Regions from separate parts of the Homo sapiens genome. Here region 2 is linked to region 1. Evidence: chromatin contacts called from ENCODE Hi-C data. All regions are on one chromosome and are shown on one strand. The core of a region is the stretch at or near the end of the contact, and the rest is flanking DNA. Distances in the headings are between cores, read along the strand shown. Region 1 holds the start of RBM15-AS1 (RBM15 antisense RNA 1). Region 2 holds the start of RSBN1 (round spermatid basic protein 1).

What was found. A loop is a pair of places that touch in the nucleus more often than their neighbours do. Pooled maps may share reads with other maps.
Region 2: a map of CD8-positive, alpha-beta T cell shows a loop between it and region 1 (21-fold over the local background). The contact joins the promoter of RSBN1 here to the promoter of RBM15-AS1 in region 1. A Hi-C loop is called at or near these places in 2 of 168 maps with a recorded cell type or tissue (CD4-positive, alpha-beta memory T cell and CD8-positive, alpha-beta T cell), 1 of 37 single-sample maps with no recorded cell type and 9 of 50 pooled maps.

The regions. Positions count from the first base shown.
Region 1 is chr1:110,337,148-110,341,018 of GRCh38, forward strand. RBM15-AS1 (RBM15 antisense RNA 1) reads right to left here and starts at 2,024. Exons shown (of 4, transcript NR_036595.1): 1 at 1,850-2,024. It overlaps RBM15 (RNA binding motif protein 15), which reads left to right and starts at 2,230. Exons shown (of 3, transcript NM_022768.5): 1 at 2,230-3,871. The coding sequence starts at 2,259. It overlaps LOC124904276, which reads left to right. Exons shown (of 1, transcript XM_047437983.1): 1 at 1-1,856. The coding sequence starts at 1,288. The coding sequence ends at 1,794. RefSeq lists enhancers at 909-1,098, 2,239-2,538, 2,569-2,688, 2,659-3,397, 2,769-3,218 and a silencer at 1,199-1,468.
Region 2 is chr1:113,810,655-113,814,525 of GRCh38, forward strand. RSBN1 (round spermatid basic protein 1) reads right to left here and starts at 1,822. Exons shown (of 7, transcript NM_018364.5): 1 at 1,056-1,822. The coding sequence starts at 1,758. AP4B1-AS1 (AP4B1 antisense RNA 1) reads left to right here and starts at 1,958. Exons shown (of 5, transcript NR_125965.1): 1 at 1,958-2,171; 2 at 3,733-3,837. It overlaps PTPN22 (protein tyrosine phosphatase non-receptor type 22), which reads right to left. Exons shown (of 21, transcript NM_015967.8): 21 at 3,157-3,871. RefSeq lists enhancers at 633-1,162, 887-946, 1,097-1,186, 1,163-1,692, 1,567-1,956 and 1 more.

The sequences.
Region 1 (3,871 bases), core at 774-3,273:
TAAGGAAAGTTAAAAATGTTATTTTTTAAACTGAAGGAGTAATAGCGCCCTTTGTAGAAACAAAAGATTTCTACAAAGAAAAGTAAAGTCTCCCTCCTACTCCAGACCCTCGCACACCTCTTCAGGGCAATCCTAGTAACAATTTCCCGTGTATTTGTCAAGAAAGTTTCCATGAAAATATATTTTTTAAATGTACATACTCATAAATACAAACATTTTTAAAACCACAAATGGTAGCGTATTATACACATTATTTTATGCCTTATGAAGTTTTATTTCCCATTTTAATACAATGAAGATGTCTACACATTACAATATTGTGGATTTTTATGCTTTACAATTGAGCTTCTTCCTTCGAGTTTCTTTGATCTAATCAAGAGATAGAAGGCCTCCAGCTTCACATTCCTCACGATTATTTACAAAAAGAAGGATGGCTCAGCCAAGGCTAAATTTAGGTTACAGTCCCTAATCTTAACACAGTTTTTAAGTTTAGGTTTCAGCTTTTGGGATATTATTGTTACCTTGAAAAATGTCACGTTTAAAAACACCTCACACCCTCTACTATAGATTGGATCTTGGGAAATAGGGTTGAGGACCGGATCAATACAAGAATCCTCATAACCTCCGCCCCGGCGCGAACCTGGGAGGGCTGCAGACAGTCTAAAGGCTGTGGTGACCTCAGCGCTGCGTCCCTCCAGCAACCGGCGAGTGCTGGGGCACAGGCCATACCCCCCTAAGCTCGGCATCGCCTGCACCTCTCACAGGTGCTCTGTCCGCCACAGTAACGCACTATGGAAAGGAAAGTTGTACGGCGAACGACTGAAGGAGCCAAACGAGGTGGATCTGGAGCGGCCGCAAGGTGCCTGTGCTGCTGGCTTTTAACACACAATAAGAGTGCCAAGGGATACAAGAAGCCACAGGGGGAAAAACAAGTGACATATCTGCATGGAGCCTAAATTTCGCTTGGTGATTTTCAGGGTAGAAGCATTACATATTAAAAACACTGCTATTTTAGGGGAATACAGAATTTAAAAATCCACACAGATTCGCAACATAAAACATGCCGCCCAAAGACACGTCCGCGGTGTCCCGACAGTTCCGGCTCCGCCCGCGGGCCACGAGGCGGGGAGCGACGGTCACTCCCCTCGGTTACCCGGAGTACTTGGGCGGGAACGGGTAGCTCGCGGGAGAGACGGGCTCCTGGGCGAGGGCTGCGTCTTAGTCGCCCTGCTTCTTAGCTCTCGAGGTCCCGCGTGTTACGTGTTAGCACCGCCCGGGGGCGTCAGCATGACCCGAGGCTGCAGGAACCGTGAACTCTCTGCCCCGCGGGCCCAGGTGACCGCGGGCGGCGCTCTCCCGCGCGCGGGGGGCGGGGCTCCCCCCGGCTGTTCACTCAGCTACCACAGCGACGTAAAATGGTGTCCGCTAGGCGTCCCAGGACGGCTTCCTGAGGGACTGGAGGGCCCCGACAGCCGGAAAGCCTGCCCCGCCCCTTGGCCGGCACAGGTACGACGGCGGGGAGCTCAGAAGTTTCGAACTCCAAGGGCCGAAGCACAGCCAAACACCCCACGGAACTTAACAAATGTTTGTGGGGAGAACGCCGAAAACGCGGGGAGGCGGGGCTGGCGCACAGTCACCCTCTCGCGACATCTAAGTGACGTCGCACAGCAAGCACGTGTTCTAGTCTTTCACCTTCAGTCAGCCTCCTCCGTTATACAGGCCTACCCCTTTAAGCGAGTGATGGACAGTTATTTCAGCCTATCAACTTCCTTGCCGACATCCAATCAGATTTAAACTTCTTTTAGCCGCCGGAGGAGTTGGAAAAAGGGGGTCGAAAGAGGGAGCTTACCGTCTCTCGCGATATCGCTGTGAGCCTGCCTCTCTGGAAAAAACGCCGAAACTGATGGCCCGACCTCCCAAATAGTGGTTTAAAGGACGGGTTTATAAGCCAATGAAAGGGATAAGGAGGTGGGTTGCTGCTGTCACTGAGCAAGAAGTACCGTTACAGGGCAGACTTTTTGTCCAATCAACACCTCAACACTTTGGGTCACGTGACCGCAGAGTGCGAGGGGCGGAGCTACAGTCTGGCGCGAGGAACCGTTAAGATAGACAACAAATGTAACCAATGAGGTACTCCGACTAGGGGGTTGGGAACCCAATAACAGTGGTTGGGCGGGCGCCTTCCTGGAGCGCGGGGAGATGTAAAGATAGACAAATAATTTTCCCAATGAGACTGTAGAAGAGAGAGCAATTGGCCAATGAGGACTGCGGGGCGGGACCCTGTGCCGCGGCGGAGTCCAAGATGGCGGCGTGCGGTTCCGCTGTGTGAAACGAGCGCGGGGCGGCGGGTTACTCAGCTCCGCGGAGACGACCTCCGACGACCCGCAACAATGAAGGGAAAAGAGCGCTCGCCAGTGAAGGCCAAACGCTCCCGTGGTGGTGAGGACTCGACTTCCCGCGGTGAGCGGAGCAAGAAGTTAGGGGGCTCTGGTGGCAGCAATGGGAGCAGCAGCGGAAAGACCGATAGCGGCGGTGGGTCGCGGCGGAGTCTCCACCTGGACAAGTCCAGCAGTCGAGGTGGCAGCCGCGAGTATGATACCGGTGGGGGCAGCTCCAGTAGCCGCTTGCATAGTTATAGCTCCCCGAGCACCAAAAATTCTTCGGGCGGGGGCGAATCGCGCAGCAGCTCCCGGGGTGGAGGCGGGGAGTCACGTTCCTCTGGGGCCGCCTCCTCAGCTCCCGGCGGCGGGGACGGCGCGGAATACAAGACTCTGAAGATAAGCGAGTTGGGGTCCCAGCTTAGTGACGAAGCGGTGGAGGACGGCCTGTTTCATGAGTTCAAACGCTTCGGTGATGTAAGTGTGAAAATCAGTCATCTGTCGGGTTCTGGCAGCGGGGATGAGCGGGTAGCCTTTGTGAACTTCCGGCGGCCAGAGGACGCGCGGGCGGCCAAGCATGCCAGAGGCCGCCTGGTGCTCTATGACCGGCCTCTGAAGATAGAAGCTGTGTATGTGAGCCGGCGCCGCAGCCGCTCCCCTTTAGACAAAGATACTTATCCTCCATCAGCCAGTGTGGTCGGGGCCTCTGTAGGTGGTCACCGGCACCCCCCTGGAGGTGGTGGAGGCCAGAGATCACTTTCCCCTGGTGGCGCTGCTTTGGGATACAGAGACTACCGGCTGCAGCAGTTGGCTCTTGGCCGCCTGCCCCCTCCACCTCCGCCACCATTGCCTCGAGACCTGGAGAGAGAAAGAGACTACCCGTTCTATGAGAGAGTGCGCCCTGCATACAGTCTTGAGCCAAGGGTGGGAGCTGGAGCAGGTGCTGCTCCTTTCAGAGAAGTGGATGAGATTTCACCCGAGGATGATCAGCGAGCTAACCGGACGCTCTTCTTGGGCAACCTAGACATCACTGTAACGGAGAGTGATTTAAGAAGGGCGTTTGATCGCTTTGGAGTCATCACAGAAGTAGATATCAAGAGGCCTTCTCGCGGCCAGACTAGTACTTACGGCTTTCTCAAATTTGAGAACTTAGATATGTCTCACCGGGCCAAATTAGCAATGTCTGGCAAAATTATAATTCGGAATCCTATCAAAATTGGTTATGGTAAAGCTACACCCACCACCCGCCTCTGGGTGGGAGGCCTGGGACCTTGGGTTCCTCTTGCTGCCCTGGCACGAGAATTTGATCGATTTGGCACCATACGCACCATAGACTACCGAAAAGGTGATAGTTGGGCATATATCCAGTATGAAAGCCTGGATGCAGCGCATGCTGCCTGGACCCATATGCGGGGCTTCCCACTTGGTGGCCCAGATCGACGCCTTAGAGTAGACTTTGCCGACACCGAACATCGTTACCAGCAGCAGTATCT
Region 2 (3,871 bases), core at 572-3,071, 3.5 Mb after region 1:
TACGTGGAAAGAATGCAAGACTCACAAAACTTTAGGTTGAAAGATTGTCTCATTAACATGTAATAACCTAACTGGTCCAGTACTAAGAAACAAGTATTTCAAATATTCCTGAGGAAAAACAACTAGTAAATTATATAAAATAATATATAAAGTACAAACATACGGCATAATCAAAAGCATCACATTTCTTCCACAAAGAATATAAATAAATGCTACAGGTACTTGGGAACAGGAAGACATCAGTTCTGGCCAATCTAATTTTTCTAGAATCCACATTTAATTGGATACTCTGACATTTTCTAGTAAAATATTCTTGAGGGCTATTGGAATTAACAGATCCACAAAGTGTGCTAGACAGAATCAAATGCAACTGAAATTCCGGCCTCTACTATCTACTGCACAAATTCCCACTTTTCAGAGGCACTGTTGGTCCTATTTCCTAGTATCAAAGGGTAGAGAAAACCTTCCACATGCCTATTCTAAGAATTTAAATAGCTAATATGAAAACTTTAAAATGATTTTTACCTCTAGATTAAAAAGAACCAAGATAAACTGCGTCTGATATTTTACCTTGCAGAAGCTAAGTCAACCAGTGAGTCGTGTAACCTTTATATGAATTCCCTCCTGAAAGACTGGAACCATACCCCTGACTATTCTGGAGCAAGGGAGAGCAGATAACTAAAGCTCTCCAGCAAGCAAAACAAGGAGAAGGGATTTTAGGAACATGCCTTTTCTTTGGAAAGGCATTTTTTAGTACCCCACCTACTAATCTAACGCGGCGCGGAAACCTTGCAGAATTTGAAAACAAATGCTGAGAGGCTCCGGGGGACCGGTAAAGGGATTAGCAACTGACAGCTCGGCCTCGGAGCGAGAAGCCTCAAGTAGTTAGATCAAACCGTGTCAACGATCTGAAATCCAGGGTCCACCCCAGTGAGCTTAGAGAAGTACAGCAGCAGAAGGTAAGCAGGGGTTTGGCGTCTTTCAGTCCTAAAGATGCGGGATATCGGAACTGAGAGAGACCTAGAACCCAAGCCGGGCAGTTTGCCTGCTCTCACCTCTCTTGGGGGCTTTGATCAGAGGCACCCCTCCAGTCCTCTCGCCGTTTTCCTGCTTGTCCTTGTGCTTGAGATCGGTTCCGCAGGAGCTGGGATCACCATCGGGGCCGCGGTGGTGATGGTGCTTGTGCCGCTCCTTGTGGCCCTTATGCTTGGGCCCGGCCGCGCTCACCGTCAGAGGCGAGAAGGTGAAGAGGGCCGAGGTGCTTGGGGCCGGGAGAGGGGCAGCGACAGCGGGCCCGGCGGGTGCCAGCGAAGGTGGCGGCGGAGGCGGCAGGAGAAGAGGCTCAACAGGGCCTGGGACAGTTGGGGCTGCATTCGTTGGCGGCAGCGGCCCAGGATGTTGGCGGCTGCGACGCCGCCGGTGAGGGGGAGCGAGAGGGGGCTCCTGGCTCGGCCGCCCCCGCTTCTCCTGAGACCCCCCACTGCTAGATCGGCGCTGCCGTTTAACTCCCCGCGGGGAGACCCCAGCATGAGGTTTCTCCTTCCCCTCTTTGTCCGGCTCCTCCTGCGCCGCCACCGCCCGTACTACGCGCACCGCTCCGACCTGCGCAGCCATTTCACCCACAAACACACATTTAAATGGCCCGACCGCCCCCCCGTCCGCGCATCGCGCAAGCGCCGCCCGCGCACTGCCCGCTGGGCATTGGAGTCTCTCCTCCGCCCTCCACTTGTCGGCCGTTCTTCGTCCAGAGATGAACATGCCGGAAGCGGCCGTTCCCAGCTTTTCTCCGCAGGCCTCTCCAACCGAGCTTCTATTGTAAAGCACCCTATGCCGCGCAAAGCGTCATGGGAGCTGTAGTTCCGCCGCGCCCCCGCCGCGTCCCCGGCTCTGAGTGGAGGAGTGGAAAGGGAGCGTGCGCGAAGTCACGCTTCTGGCTGCGACGCAACCGCCGCTGGGCGGTGAGTTGCCGCCAACCGCCCTAACGGCCGAAACAATGTTAATGGCTTTCAGAGTCTGGCGGCGCGTTCCCATTATCATCTTCCTGTGACCCTTCCTCATTTTACACGGAGGAGGTGGTCTCCACAGTGATTTTAAATTTAATATTTCTCTCATAACCTTTGTGAGATAAAAGAATCTTCATCCTTTTAACTTTGACGAGGGATGAAATGAAGGTGAAAAGAGGATTTAGTAATATGTAAAATAAGGGTGGTTTTGCTGTAAAAATATGATAGGGCCGCAATTCAGAAATGTTTTCAAGCATCTGGGGCATTGCTATGGTTACAACTACAGGCCTACGAAGTCAGGTGCGAGAACTGCTTGGAGTCCTGGTGAGGACGGCCCCTCCTCGCCATCCGGCCACATCCCCTCTAATGCCTGGAAATGTCCAGCATTTATTTTGAATATATCCCTACAGTTGCGAAAAATTGTAGATGGAAAACCACGTTTAAGATTTTTTATAAGTTTTTTTTTTTCAAATCTTAAGGATAAGATTGCATAAATTTGAAAAGTGTGCCTACCGGAGAACACACCAAAAATCATCACTGCTCACTACGGATAGTTGTTGCTCAGAAATTCATTTAGAATTTCATCCTCGCTTTAGCTTTTACCTGGGGTTCTTTTAAGTATTTATTTAGAGACGGGCGGGGCGGGGCTCGGTGTCTCAGGCCGGTAATCCCAGAGCTTTGGGAGGCCGAGGCGGGAGGATTGCATGAGGCCAGGAGTTCCAGATCAGCGTTGGTAACATAGTGAGCCTCTGTCCCTACAAAAGTATTTTTTAAATTATCTGGGTGTCGTGACACGCGCCTGTAGTCCCAGGTACTCGTGAGGCTAAGGTGGGAGGAGTGGTCGCACCACTGCACTCTGGCCTGGGTGACAGATCTAGACCCTGACTCTTAAAAAAAAGAGACAAGGTCTCGCTCTGTTGACCAGGCTGGCCTCCAACTCCTGGGCTCAAGGAATGAGTAGCTGGGTCTACAGATGCACTCATGGTGCCCTAAGTAACTCATGGTTACCTAGAATTCTTTTAGTATATTTGTTTATTGATAAAGACATTTGGAAGTAATTGATTACAATGATATATACTCAGCAGATAAAATTACTGTGGTTTGATTTCACTAGTTTCTGGAGAAGTATTACCTAAACACTACTGCAATGAAGTCAGTTTAACAACCAAAAAGTTTATTGAGTGTCTGTTGGATACATTGTACTACAAGAGACAGATAATAATACTTCATTCAATTTGCCCTATTGGACTTCCAAATGAAAAATACTGAAGAACAAATGATGTTTAAACAATACTACATGTTTCTAAAAGTTATAAATAAAGTTATTTAAATAAAAATATTTTTAATGCATTAGGGGAAGTCAGGTGGATTCTTTGTAAAAACAATTACCTGCCAATTTATTTACTACATAAAATTAGAGTTGAACTAGATTTTCTTATGGCAGATCCATATTCATATAGAAATTCATTTTAAACTAGTATTTCTGATTGGTTAGATAAAAATTGCACATGATCTGAAAGATCCTGTATAAACATATACAATTTATATCTTTTGCTACCAAAAGATAGCTATTATATTTCATTGATTACTTTTCTAGAATTGGTAATTTAATGACTTTGGTTAAAACTTATCAGGATTTCAGTTGAATTCCTTGTTACATTCAAATAATTGTCATTATTTGCACATTTTATTCTAATAAATATAATTTCTCATTTTCTTAATATTCCAGTTTTCCACAACATTTGGGAAGATTTACAAGGTATACTCCATTTAGGCAAAAATAACTGTCAGGGAATAGTCATTGTCAAGAGCAGTTTGTATTGCAACCCACAAAGTAAGTTTTTTTTTTAACTTTTTATAGTATATTC